2 separate regions of the Homo sapiens genome follow, and region 2 is linked to region 1. A link is a contact called in ENCODE Hi-C or POLR2A ChIA-PET data. All regions are on one chromosome and are shown on one strand. The core of a region is the stretch at or near the end of the contact, and the rest is flanking DNA. Distances in the headings are between cores, read along the strand shown.

Region 1 (5,052 bases), core at 1,985-4,484:
CCCGATCTCGAACTCCTGACCTCAGGTGATCCACCCACCTCAGCCTCCCAAAGTGCTGGTATTACAGACGTGAGCCACCGAGCCCGGCCTCAGATGGTGTTTTTCCATCAACTTTTTCTTTTTACTTAGAAAGGAGTTTTTAAAACCATAAAAAGTGAGAAAACTCTCTTTTAGACGTTGATATCTTCCATGTGTGGGAGGAGCTAGATGATCTGCGCGCTGGTCAGAAGCACGTTGCATGGTGTGTGTGTGTCGGACGGCAGTGAACAATGCTCAGGCGCCTGCTCCAGCCCTGGTGAAGCCATCATGCTCCAGTGCGCAGTGTCTGTTGCTGCTGGGTGTGGGAGCACCAAGGAAGAGACCTGGGCAGGAGCTGACTTCAGAGCCGGCTGAGGAGGGGTGAACACGTGCGGGCAGTGGTAGGGTGTCTTTTGGAAAAAAGGGACAATCAGAAGCCTGAGAGTCCGGGGTGGATGTGGCCACAAGGGTTGTCCTTGGAATCGGCTGGACGGCACCTCTGCCTGCCTCACCTGGGGGCTTTGGACCCTTTGGCGAATGGGCACAGCAGAGGTTTTCAGCATGGCAATAATAAGACTTTTTAGAAAGGAAAAGTGTAGTGGGTGGATGGAAAGAGCAGGTTAATTGTTAAACTCGTAGGGGAGATGGGCTGAGGGCCGGAGCCACAGCGTGGAGTTGGAGACGCACAGTGAGGCCGGGCTAAGGGGACTGGACTTGTTTTTGAACAGTTCAAGTTAGCGGGTATCTAACAAGCAGTGACTGATGTCTTCCATGTGGCAGATACTAAACACTTTAATTTTATATTTATTAAATATATTGAATAATATTAGAGCTGATAATCAATTCAGAACTTAGGCATCACCCACAGTCCTGAGTCCTGCAGCCCCCGCATAGCCTGCTGAACTGGTTTTGTAGTTAGTTGTTCCCATTTTACTGCAGAGGAAACGGGCACAGAGAGGTTAAGAAACCAAGGTTACGCATCTCATTAATGACAGAGCTGGGATTCGAATCTAGCCAGTCTATCAAGCTTTGCCTGTCACTTACCCACCACGCAGTGGTGCAGGACGCTGGCCGATACCCCCCACACAGTGGCACAGGACGCTGGCCGATACCCCCCACACAGTGGCTCAGGACGCTGGCCGATACCCCCCACACAGTGGCGCAGGACGCTGGCCGATACCCCCCACACAGTGGCTCAGGACGCTGGCCGATACCCCCCACACAGTGGCTCAGGACGCTGGCCGATACCCCCCACACAGTGGCGCAGGACGCTGGCCGATACCCCCCACACAGTGGCGCAGGACGCTGGCCGATACCCCCCACACAGTGGCTCAGGACGCTGGCCGATACCCCCCACACAGTGGCTCAGGACGCTGGCCGATACCCCCCACACAGTGGCTCAGGACGCTGGCCGATACCCCCCACACAGTGGCTCAGGACGCTGGCCGATACCCCCCACACAGTGGCGCAGGACGCTGGCCGATACCCCCCACACAGTGGCGCAGGACGCTGGCCAATACCCACCAGGCGATGGTGCTGGACGCTGGCCGATACCCCCCACACAGTGGCTCAGGACGCTGGCCGATACCCCCCACACAGTGGCTCAGGACGCTGGCCGATACCCCCACACAGTGGCGCAGGACGCTGGCCGATACCCCCACACAGGGGCGCAGGACGCTGGCCGATACCCACCAGGCAATGGTGCTGGACGCTGGCCGATACCCCCCACACAGTGGCACAGGACGCTGGCCGATACCCCCACACAGTGGCGCAGGACGCTGGCCGATACCCCCACACAGTGGCGCAGGACGCTAACCGATACCCCCCACACAGTGGCGCAGGACGCTGGCCGATACCCACCAGGCGATGGTGCTGGACTCTGGCCGATACCCCCCACACAGTGGCACAGGACACTGGCCGATACCCACCATGCGGTGGCGCAGGACGCTGGGACTGGAGGAGGCGCACAGCTGAGGCCGGCTCCGTGCCCTTCTTCCTGCCTGTGAGGCAGTCTCGTTGGTCGGCAGTCTTGTTGGTCAGCAACCTTGTGGTTTCTGATAGGTTCCATGAATTTTCATCTTAATTTGCTCCATATTAAACTCAGGGAAGGAGTAGATGTTTTCCAGTTTCACTTGGGCGGGTAGAGGCTGTAAGTCTCCACAGGGCTGTGCTCTGAGCCATGTGCCAGTCAGCAGCCCAACCATGGTGGAGACGCGCCTAGCACACAGGCAGGAGCTGTTAGCAGGAGGCTGGCGAGCAGGTGATCAGGCGCGAGGCCTCGGGGTGCCCTTGACCCGGCGAATCTCCTGGAAGGCAGGCCATCAGCTCGGCAGGCCCAGGAATTTGATGTTGCAGGTAAACCAGATTGTCAGAATTGTACTCTCGGTCTTGAAGGAGATGGTAGATAAACTAGAGCATCAGCATATTAGTGGCGGTAAGAACGGCAAGTAGCCGTTTCCAGCTTGACTGCCCTTAGAGCACATACCCTCTGACCTCACACTCACCAGTTATGTCAAGGCACCCGTTCTGGTCATGGCTACTTTTTGGTTTTGGACCTGAAAGACTCTAAACAGACAGGTTTTGGCTGATGGGAATTTGGAGTTTTTGGGGTTTTTGCAGGCAGGTGCTCACACCCTGGGCACCTGGATTACCGGCCGCCCGGCCCTGTGTGCCTCCCCTCGGCACGTGTTTCTTCTGTAAGGAGCACTTAGACTGCTCACGTTCCTGGTTTGCTGATCTTCTCTGTTGGTCCAGTTCCCTGAGGGTACAGACTACAGCCGTTGAGCCTAGGCCTTGGTGGCAGGTGAGCCCCAGAGCTTGGATTGCTGTGAGATCTGTGTGTCGGGCCTGTGCTGGGAGCATGGACGGAGCCCTGGAGCTGGGGTTTGCTCTGACCCCTGCTGGCGAGGGGAAGAAGGTCAGGACAAAGAGCATTGCTTTCCTTGTCTCCCGCCAGGGACTGCACTGCCCTGAAACTCGGTGGCTGAAACAACAATCATCATTTGTTATCCCTTTGAGGGGACAGGAATTCAGACGGCACAGAGGAGATGACTTTATTTTGGTCAATGAGTCTCAGCTGGAAGACTCGAACATGGGGGTGGTGTTAGTGTGGGCTGCGTCCTTCCACATCTGGTGGCCAGTGCTAGTTAGTGGGTTCTTGGCTAGGGCACCCATGTGTGGCCTCCCGGGTGGCGTGGGCCCCTCACACACAGTGGCTAGGCAGCACAGAGCAAGCTAGCAAGGCAGAGCTGGGTTGAGGCCGCCGTCTGTGTCATGGGCTGCCACTTCAGCCACATACTTCAGGTCCACCCAGGCAAAGGAGGGGGATACCGACCCACCTCTCGATGGTGGAGTCTCAGAGTACTGCTGGAGGCACATGAGGGACTGGCAGATATTTGCACTGGTTTTGCCATCTTTGGACAAATGCCATAGCCGAAAGAACTGGACAAAGGCAGTAGTAGGGACGGGGCCACCTTTGATTGTCTTTCTTTGCAGAGAGGCTCAATCAAGGGTTAAGCAGCAGATGGAAAGGGAATCTGTCCTGATATTTTAAAATCCCTTAAATGTAATTTCTGGGGCTACTTTGGATATTAATTGTTTTTTTCCAAATTTAGGAACCAACTCTCCTTTTTCTGCCAAGGGAAAAAACAAAAAGACAAAAGAGGGAAAAGAAAATCTCTCAGATATTGAAAGGATTCATTCTTTTTCTCTCCACCCCTTTCGATAATTAGCTGGTGAAATTGGTATGTGGAAAATGGTTTAAAATTAGGGGGCGGGTAGAGAGTGCTCTTCATCTCACGAGTTTCCTGGACCGAAGTTGCTTCCCATCTTGGAGAAGCCGTTTGGCATTTAAAGTTCCTTCTTGCTGCTGTTACAGTTCCCAAGGAGAAGACAAGTCTCTCTTCCAGATCCTGGGCTTTCCTAAAGCAGAAGGGAGCAAATGGCAGATTGGAATGTGACATTTTTCTTATTTTGACTAGAATAAAGAAAAATCTCCACTGTTAGGTAGAGAAGGCAGTCTTTTGTGTTGGTTGTTGTGAAATGACGTTTTTAAATGTTGATAGCGTGTAGGATAGTCCAGTGGACCAATGTATTTTCTTGAGGGGGAGAAGGACCTTCCTTCTAATAGTCTCCCCCAGGTTGTGAAAGGCAAACATCAAGTTCAACTGTAGAATCACGAAGATAAGTTTAAAGAGACCGCACAAGGGTTTTTCCTTCCATTTTCTTCATGTCTTGCCGTCATGGGGGTATCTTCAAAGCTCGGGTAGGTAATATGTGAAAGTTGACACACCCCTCCCAAAACACAAATGGCAAGGTGGAAGTGTGTAGAGGCCATGCTGGGAAGAATACCAGATCAGTTCCAGGGGAGCATGCCTGCGTCTTCCTTCCTTTCCTCCTGAGCTTGTGTGCTTCTCACTTGTAGTTGTGCCTTCTGGTACTTCTGACCCAGAGGCACAGGACCCCAGAGCAGACCACAGAGCTGGCCCTGTGAAAACAGTGCAGAGACTGGGTGTGGGGACTCACACCTGTGATCCCAGCACTCTGGGAGGCTGAGGCGGGCGGATCGCTTGAGGTCAGGAGTTAGAGACCAGCCCGGCCAATGTGGTAAAACCCTGTCTCTACTAAAAGTGCAAAAATTAGCTGGGCATGTTGGCATGCACTTGTAATCCCAGCTACTTGGGAGGCTGAGGCAGGAGAATCATGTGAACCTGGGAGGCAGAGGTTGTAGTGAGCCGAGATGGTGCCACTGCACGCCAGCCTGGATGACAGAGTTTGTCTGTTTCAAAACAAACAAACAACCAGTGCAGAGTTTGAGATCCATGTGCCTGATTGTTTTAGCACTTGACCTCCATGTTTCTGTGGGGGTCTCTGGTTCCAGGGCAGGCACTCCTGGAGCTCATTTGCCCTGAGGGAGATCCTGCTCTGCCCACTGGGATCGGCCGGCCTGGCCTTGTGCTCACTGCACACAGGGTCATACAGTTTACCTAGCATACTGTTTGAAGATTTTTTTGAAGCGGTTTTAAATTTCTGGTA
Region 2 (5,441 bases), core at 709-3,208, 110 kb before region 1:
GTGGGGCCGCCTGCTCTTGCAGCACAGGGGAGAGAGCTCGTTCCTCGTGACCCTCCTGGGCACTGACCACGAGCATCAGGGGAGGGAACAGCCATCCTTACTTACCTCAAAGGAGTAGCTCTCCACCAGCGGGATGTCCTGCTCATCGATCAGCGTGTATTTGGTCTGGAAGTTAACCACATGTTTCAAATCATTACATTTGGGATCTGCGTGAGGTGCAGTAACCTTATAACCAGAACAGGCAGGAGCCTGTTGCATTTTCCTGTGAAGTGGAAAGTAACTACAGGCCTCTTCAGACCAAGACAGCTCAGCACATGGGGGCCTCATTCCACCGTTTGGGGTGGTGCAGTCTACGACAAAACACAGGCAGACAGGTTAAAAGCCAGCTGCCCACTTTAGTCTGCGCCAGAGGAGCTGGTATCAGGCTTCATCCTCGCAGGGCTAACCCCAACAGTGGCACTGAACATTCAACGCACCAATAAACCTAGGCAAAGACTGTTTCACTGAGCTGAGGGAGGGGCCGGGGCTGAGGCAGAAGAGCCAGAAGGTTTTGATTAGGGTGTGTTTATTAAGCTGAGCTACTCACTGATTACCCTTTTTAGCTTTTTGTCCATCTGAAATGTTCCAAAGAAAAGCTGTAAGGGATGACAATGCCATCATGGGTGGAGTTAGAAGGGGTCTCTGGTCTCCGACCTGACTGGAGAGCCCACCCTTCCCTGGTGGAAAAAAGCCTCCTCCCCAGCAGGCCCTGCCTATGCTCTTGCAGCAGGGGCAGGAAACAGGAACAGGTCCCAGAACGGGCCAGTCTCCCTCTTGGCAGTTTTTCTTCTGGGATCTGAACCTGTTTTACCTGACGCCGCCTGACACTGCCTCGGCTCCTCTCTCCCACCAAAAGCCGCAGCCGCTGGTGACGGGAACAGGGCTCCCATCCGGGTAAGGACCCTGGCTGGTGCAGCTGCACAGGTGGCTCCGAGAAACCGCCAAGCCTCAATGCCCACAGGTGCCATGGAATCCCCAGCCTCAAACGTGGAGCGTGGGGGCCAAGTAAGAAGAGAAGTCGAGGAAGGCCCTGAGTCTGCAGCATCAGGGCCCAGGCTTCTTCCTCTCTGCTCCGAGTCTGAGGCTCAGCCTAACGTGGCCAACCCCTGGCAGCGTTAAAACGAGCCTGAAGCCCTGCTGAGAACTGGGAGGCACAGAAGAGCCCACACCAGACCCGCCTCGGCGAGAGGTGTGGAAGTGGCGCTGCCTCGGAAAGGGCGCTGTGTTTAAACCGTGTGGCCGCACTGGCAGCCCGGACGCCGCGCTAGGCCCCGGATCGCCGACACCACTGGGAGGGCTCCGGGAGAACGCGGCTCGGGCTCGAGCCACGCATCTCCGCACCCGGCTCGGGACAGGGCCGTGGCCTCCACCTCCGGCAGGGCAGGGCCGAGGGTGGCCAGGTGCACCCCAGAGCCGAGGGGTGCGTGCCCGCCGGCCTGCGAGAGGAAGCTGCACCCGCGCGGGGCCAGCAGCCGGGCCCGCGCAGCGTCCCCCGCCCCGCTGGGGCCCATCCCGGGCTCCGCGCCCCCGCCCCGGCCGCCGCCCGCACAACCGCCCCCGGCCCCGCGCGGAGGCCTGGACGGGCGAGACGGGCCGGGTCGCGGGCTCCGCGCCGCTCACCTTCCCGGCCACCCGGCCGAGCCGCACGATACCCAATTTGAAGTCGGTCATGGCCGGGCCTGCGCTCTCGGCCGGCAGCGCCGCTCCCTCGGGAGGCGCCGAGCGGGGGCCGGGGCGAGGCCGCGGCGCGCCGGGACAGGACGGGACCGGAGCCGGGGTCGGGGTAGCAGCCAGGCGGGCTCCGGGCGGGACGAGGCTGGGCCGGGCTCGGGCCTCCGCCGCCGCCTCGCGCCCGCCGGACCTGCCACGCGCCGCCGCCGCCGCCGCCACCGCCACCGCGCGCACCACAGCGAGCGGAGCGGAGGGGCGGGGCGCAGCCCCGGACACACCCCCCGGCCCGCCGCCGCTCGGCCAATGGCTAGGCGCGCACGGCGCCGACCGGCGCGCGCCGCCCCGCAACAACCAATAGGAGGAGGGCGAGTGCGCCGGCGCTCTGGGGAGCGGGGCGAGCGCGGGGGAGGGGCGAGGCCGGGGGCGGTGCCTGCGCGCGCCGACGTCAGTTTCGCGGGAAGCTTTGTGCGGGCAGCGGCGCCGCGCCTAGAGGGGCAGTGCGGAGTGTGGCTGGGGACTCGCGCCGGGTCCGTGGAGCTCTGCGAGCTGGCTGCTTTTCGCCTCCCTTGCGGTAGCCTCCGTAAGCTGTTTCCCGCCGCCGTCCTGGCCCCGAGCGCGGAAGGAGGAGGTGGACGGAGCTCGTGCGGGGCCCTCTGGGCGGGCGGGGAGCGGGCGAGGCGGGCTAGGAAGAGGCCGTTGCCGCGGGACGCGGGTGTTTCTGGAGAGACAGCGGACGCCCGGCCCACGCGACCCGGAGGGCGCGGCCTCCCGCGCAGCCTTCTCCGAGCCGCCGGCTCTTCAGCCTCGGGGGCGGCTGACCTCCAGAGCAGCCTGGTCCAAGGCGTCTGGAAACGGAACTCCAGTGAGGCCCATTAGGCTCCGCGGGAAAGCCGAGACCCGCTCAGGGAGGGACTGGGTACGCCGTGGTGGGCAGCGTGGCTCCCCTGCAGCCTGGAGCGAACGGGGCTAGGTCCTGCGTCCTGCTCCGCCGGTGTCCAGTCGCCCGTGAGGAGGCCTCACCCTGCCTCAAGGGCGACTCCTGCACCTGAGGAGCTGCACAGGCTCCTTTCTGGCTTGCTGGGTTCCGTTTTCTTTTCTTGCTTTTTTTTTTTTTTTTTTTGAGTCAGAGTTTTGCTCTGTCACCCAGGCTAGAGTGCAGTGGCACGATCTCGGCTCACTGCAGCCTCTGCCTCTCGGGTTCAAGCGACTCTCCTGCCTCAGCCTCCCGAGTAGCTGGGACTACAGGCACGCGCCACCATGTCCGGCTAATTTTTGTATTTTTAGTAGAAGTGAGGTTTTTCCATATTGGCCAGGATGGTCTCGAACTCCCAACCTGAGGTGATCGGCCCACCTCGGCCTCCCAAAGTGCTGGGATTACAGGCATGAGCCACCGTGCCCCAGCCTGCAAAGGGTGTACATGAGTGAGCCCAGACGTTCCATCTCTGGGTCCCCTGGTACTTGCCAGTACCCCAGACACCCTAGAGGACTGAAGGGGCTGATGAGTCCTGGCCTGCCTGAGACACACATTGGGGTTCAGGCTGGGCCTTGCTCAAAACATGCCTGTCCGACCGCGCGCGGTGGCTCATGCCTGTAATCCTAGCACTTTGGGAGGCCGAGGCGGGCAGATCACGAGGTCAGGAGCTGGAGACCATCCTGGCTAACACGGTGAAACCCCACCTCTACTAAAAATACAAAAAAAAAAGCCGGGCGTGGTGGCGGGTGCCTGTAGTCCCAGCTACTTGGGAGGCTGAGGCAAGAGAATGGCTTGAACCCGGGAGGCAGAGCTTGCAGTGAGCCGAGATCGTGCCACTGCACTCCAGGTTGGGCGACAGAGCGAGACTCCGTCTCAAAAAAAAAAAAAAAAGTACCTGCCCTACCAATCTCAACCTCATGGAGTTGCAAGGGTGTGATGAGATTATGAGCAACTGCTTTGTGAAAAGAAGTGGAGCTTGGTGGGTGCTCCCTAGGGTAGTTGAAAAGCACTGGTGTCATAGTCCAGGTTCCCCCAGAGGTTGACTTGAAATGGATTCGAGTCCAAATTTTGTCCGGGCCTGGTGGCTCATACCTGTAATCCCAGCACTTTGGGAGGCCGAGGCAAGTGGATCACCTGAGGTCAGGAGTTCAAGACCAGCTTGGCCAACAGGGTGAAATCCCGTTTCTACTAAAAATACAAAAATTAGCGGATGTGGTGGCACACACTTGTATTCCCAGCTACTTGGGAGGCTGAGGCAGGAACATCGCGTGAACCCAGGAGGCAGAGGTTGCAGTGAGCCAAGATTGTGCCACCACACTCCAGTCTGGGCAACAGAGTGAAACTCCGTCAAAAAAAAAAAAAAGTCCAAATTGTTAGCTTGAGAGAAGACCCCAGGAGACACCAGCAGGAGAGTAGGGGTGTGAGGCAGGGAAGGGGGTGCTACCAGTCCAGTTACTGTAGCAGGCGCTTGTGTAGGAACCATCCTCAGAGTCCCTCCCCGAGGGCCAGGGGAGCCAAGGCATTCACCCTTCACCCTGCTGCAAGGGGACCCAGCATTCACCTCTCACCTTGCAGTCATTGGTTGGAGGCTGTTCCTGGCAAGGTGACTTCTTGGCTCCAAAGCCGAGAAAGACCTGCAGGTGTTGACACAGCGCAGTGCTGCGGGCAGTGCCCAGCTGGCTTGGGAACTCATACCTGGTCCACCACAAGCCGGCTGCTTTATCTACACATTCTACCCAAGTATGAATGTGGCACCCCTGCCTCTGTGTCCTGCGAGGGTGGAATTATGTAACGCTGGGGCGGTGCTTCCTCTCACTGCAGCTTCCCTCTCCCAGGGGCAGGCACCTTAAAAAGAAGCCCTTGACTCCCCCATCCCTTTCCAGCCACTGCCTCATTTTCCTACTTCCCATCCCAGCAAGAGTTTTTAACAGGTTGTCTGTACTTGGCGTCTCCTCTTATCTCCTAGTTAATTCGTTTTCTATCACTTTATAACAACCAACCACAAAAGAGCACCCATTATCTCACGGTTCTGTGCATTAGAAGTGCAGGTGGGTTTGACTGGCTTCTCTGCTGCAGGTCTCAGGGCTGAAATCAGGGTGTCAGCTGCCTCAGCTCTTAGCAGGGGCCCTAGGGGAGACCCGGGCTACAGGCTCCTTCAGGTTGTTGACATTCATCACATGGTTGTATGAGGTCTCCGCTTGCTGGCTGCCGGCCCGGGGTTGTTCTCAGCTTCTAGAGGTCGCTCACATCTTCAAAACCAGCAAGACTTTCTTTTCTTTTTAGACAGAGTCTGGCTTCGTCATCCAGGCCGGAGTGCAGTGGTACAATCTCGGGTCGCTGCCACCTCCGCCTCCCGGGTTCAAGTGATTCTCCTGCCTCAGCTTCCCGAGTAGCTGGGACTACAGGTGCCCTCCACCATGCCCAGCTAATTTTTAAATTTTTAGTAGACATGGTTTCACCATGCCAGCCAGGCTAGTCTTGAACTCCCGGCTTCAAGTGATCCGCCCGCCTCAGCCTCCCAAAATGCTGGGATTACAGGTGTGAGCCATTGTGCCCGGCCAAAGCCAGCCTTTCTACTACTTCACGTCTTTGATCCTTTCTGTCCCATTTCTCCCACCTTCAGCTGGAGAAAGCTTTATGCCTTTAAGTGTTCCTGTGATTAGATTGGGTCCACCCAGATAAACAGGATAATCTCCCTATTTTAAGGTCACTAATTGGTAACCTACTTACATCTGCAAAGTCCCTTTTGTTATGTAAC

The links. Hi-C counts contacts between places; a loop is a spot of excess contacts on that map. ChIA-PET counts read pairs that join two places held with the same protein, here RNA polymerase II (POLR2A). Pooled maps may share reads with other maps.
Region 2: a pooled map shows a loop between it and region 1 (2.6-fold over the local background). The contact joins the promoter of ZMYND19 here to the enhancer-like site in region 1. A Hi-C loop is called at or near these places in 1 of 168 maps with a recorded cell type or tissue (G401) and 9 of 50 pooled maps. POLR2A ChIA-PET finds 5 or more read pairs at or near these places in 2 of 52 experiments (HEK293 and Panc1).

Annotation. Positions count from the first base shown.
Region 1 is chr9:137,692,477-137,697,528 of GRCh38, forward strand. The region is part of intron 1 of EHMT1 (euchromatic histone lysine methyltransferase 1); the gene reads left to right. Among named protein-coding and RNA genes, the nearest start is that of EHMT1, 76 kb to the left of the region's middle. RefSeq lists an enhancer at 3,057-3,741. Within about 2 kb of position 3,235, at least 4 of the 41 ENCODE cell types and tissues checked have a DNase peak (open chromatin) inside an H3K27ac peak, as active enhancers do.
Region 2 is chr9:137,588,554-137,593,994 of GRCh38, forward strand. ZMYND19 (zinc finger MYND-type containing 19) reads right to left here and starts at 1,959. Exons shown (of 6, transcript NM_138462.3): 1 at 1,660-1,959; 2 at 106-165. The coding sequence starts at 1,710. LOC124902318 (a long non-coding RNA gene) reads right to left here. Exons shown (of 3, transcript XR_007061885.1): 2 at 4,252-4,317; 3 at 2,486-2,555. RefSeq lists enhancers at 1-4, 5-522, 1,045-1,094 and silencers at 1,365-1,414, 1,465-1,574, 1,855-2,244, 2,435-2,504.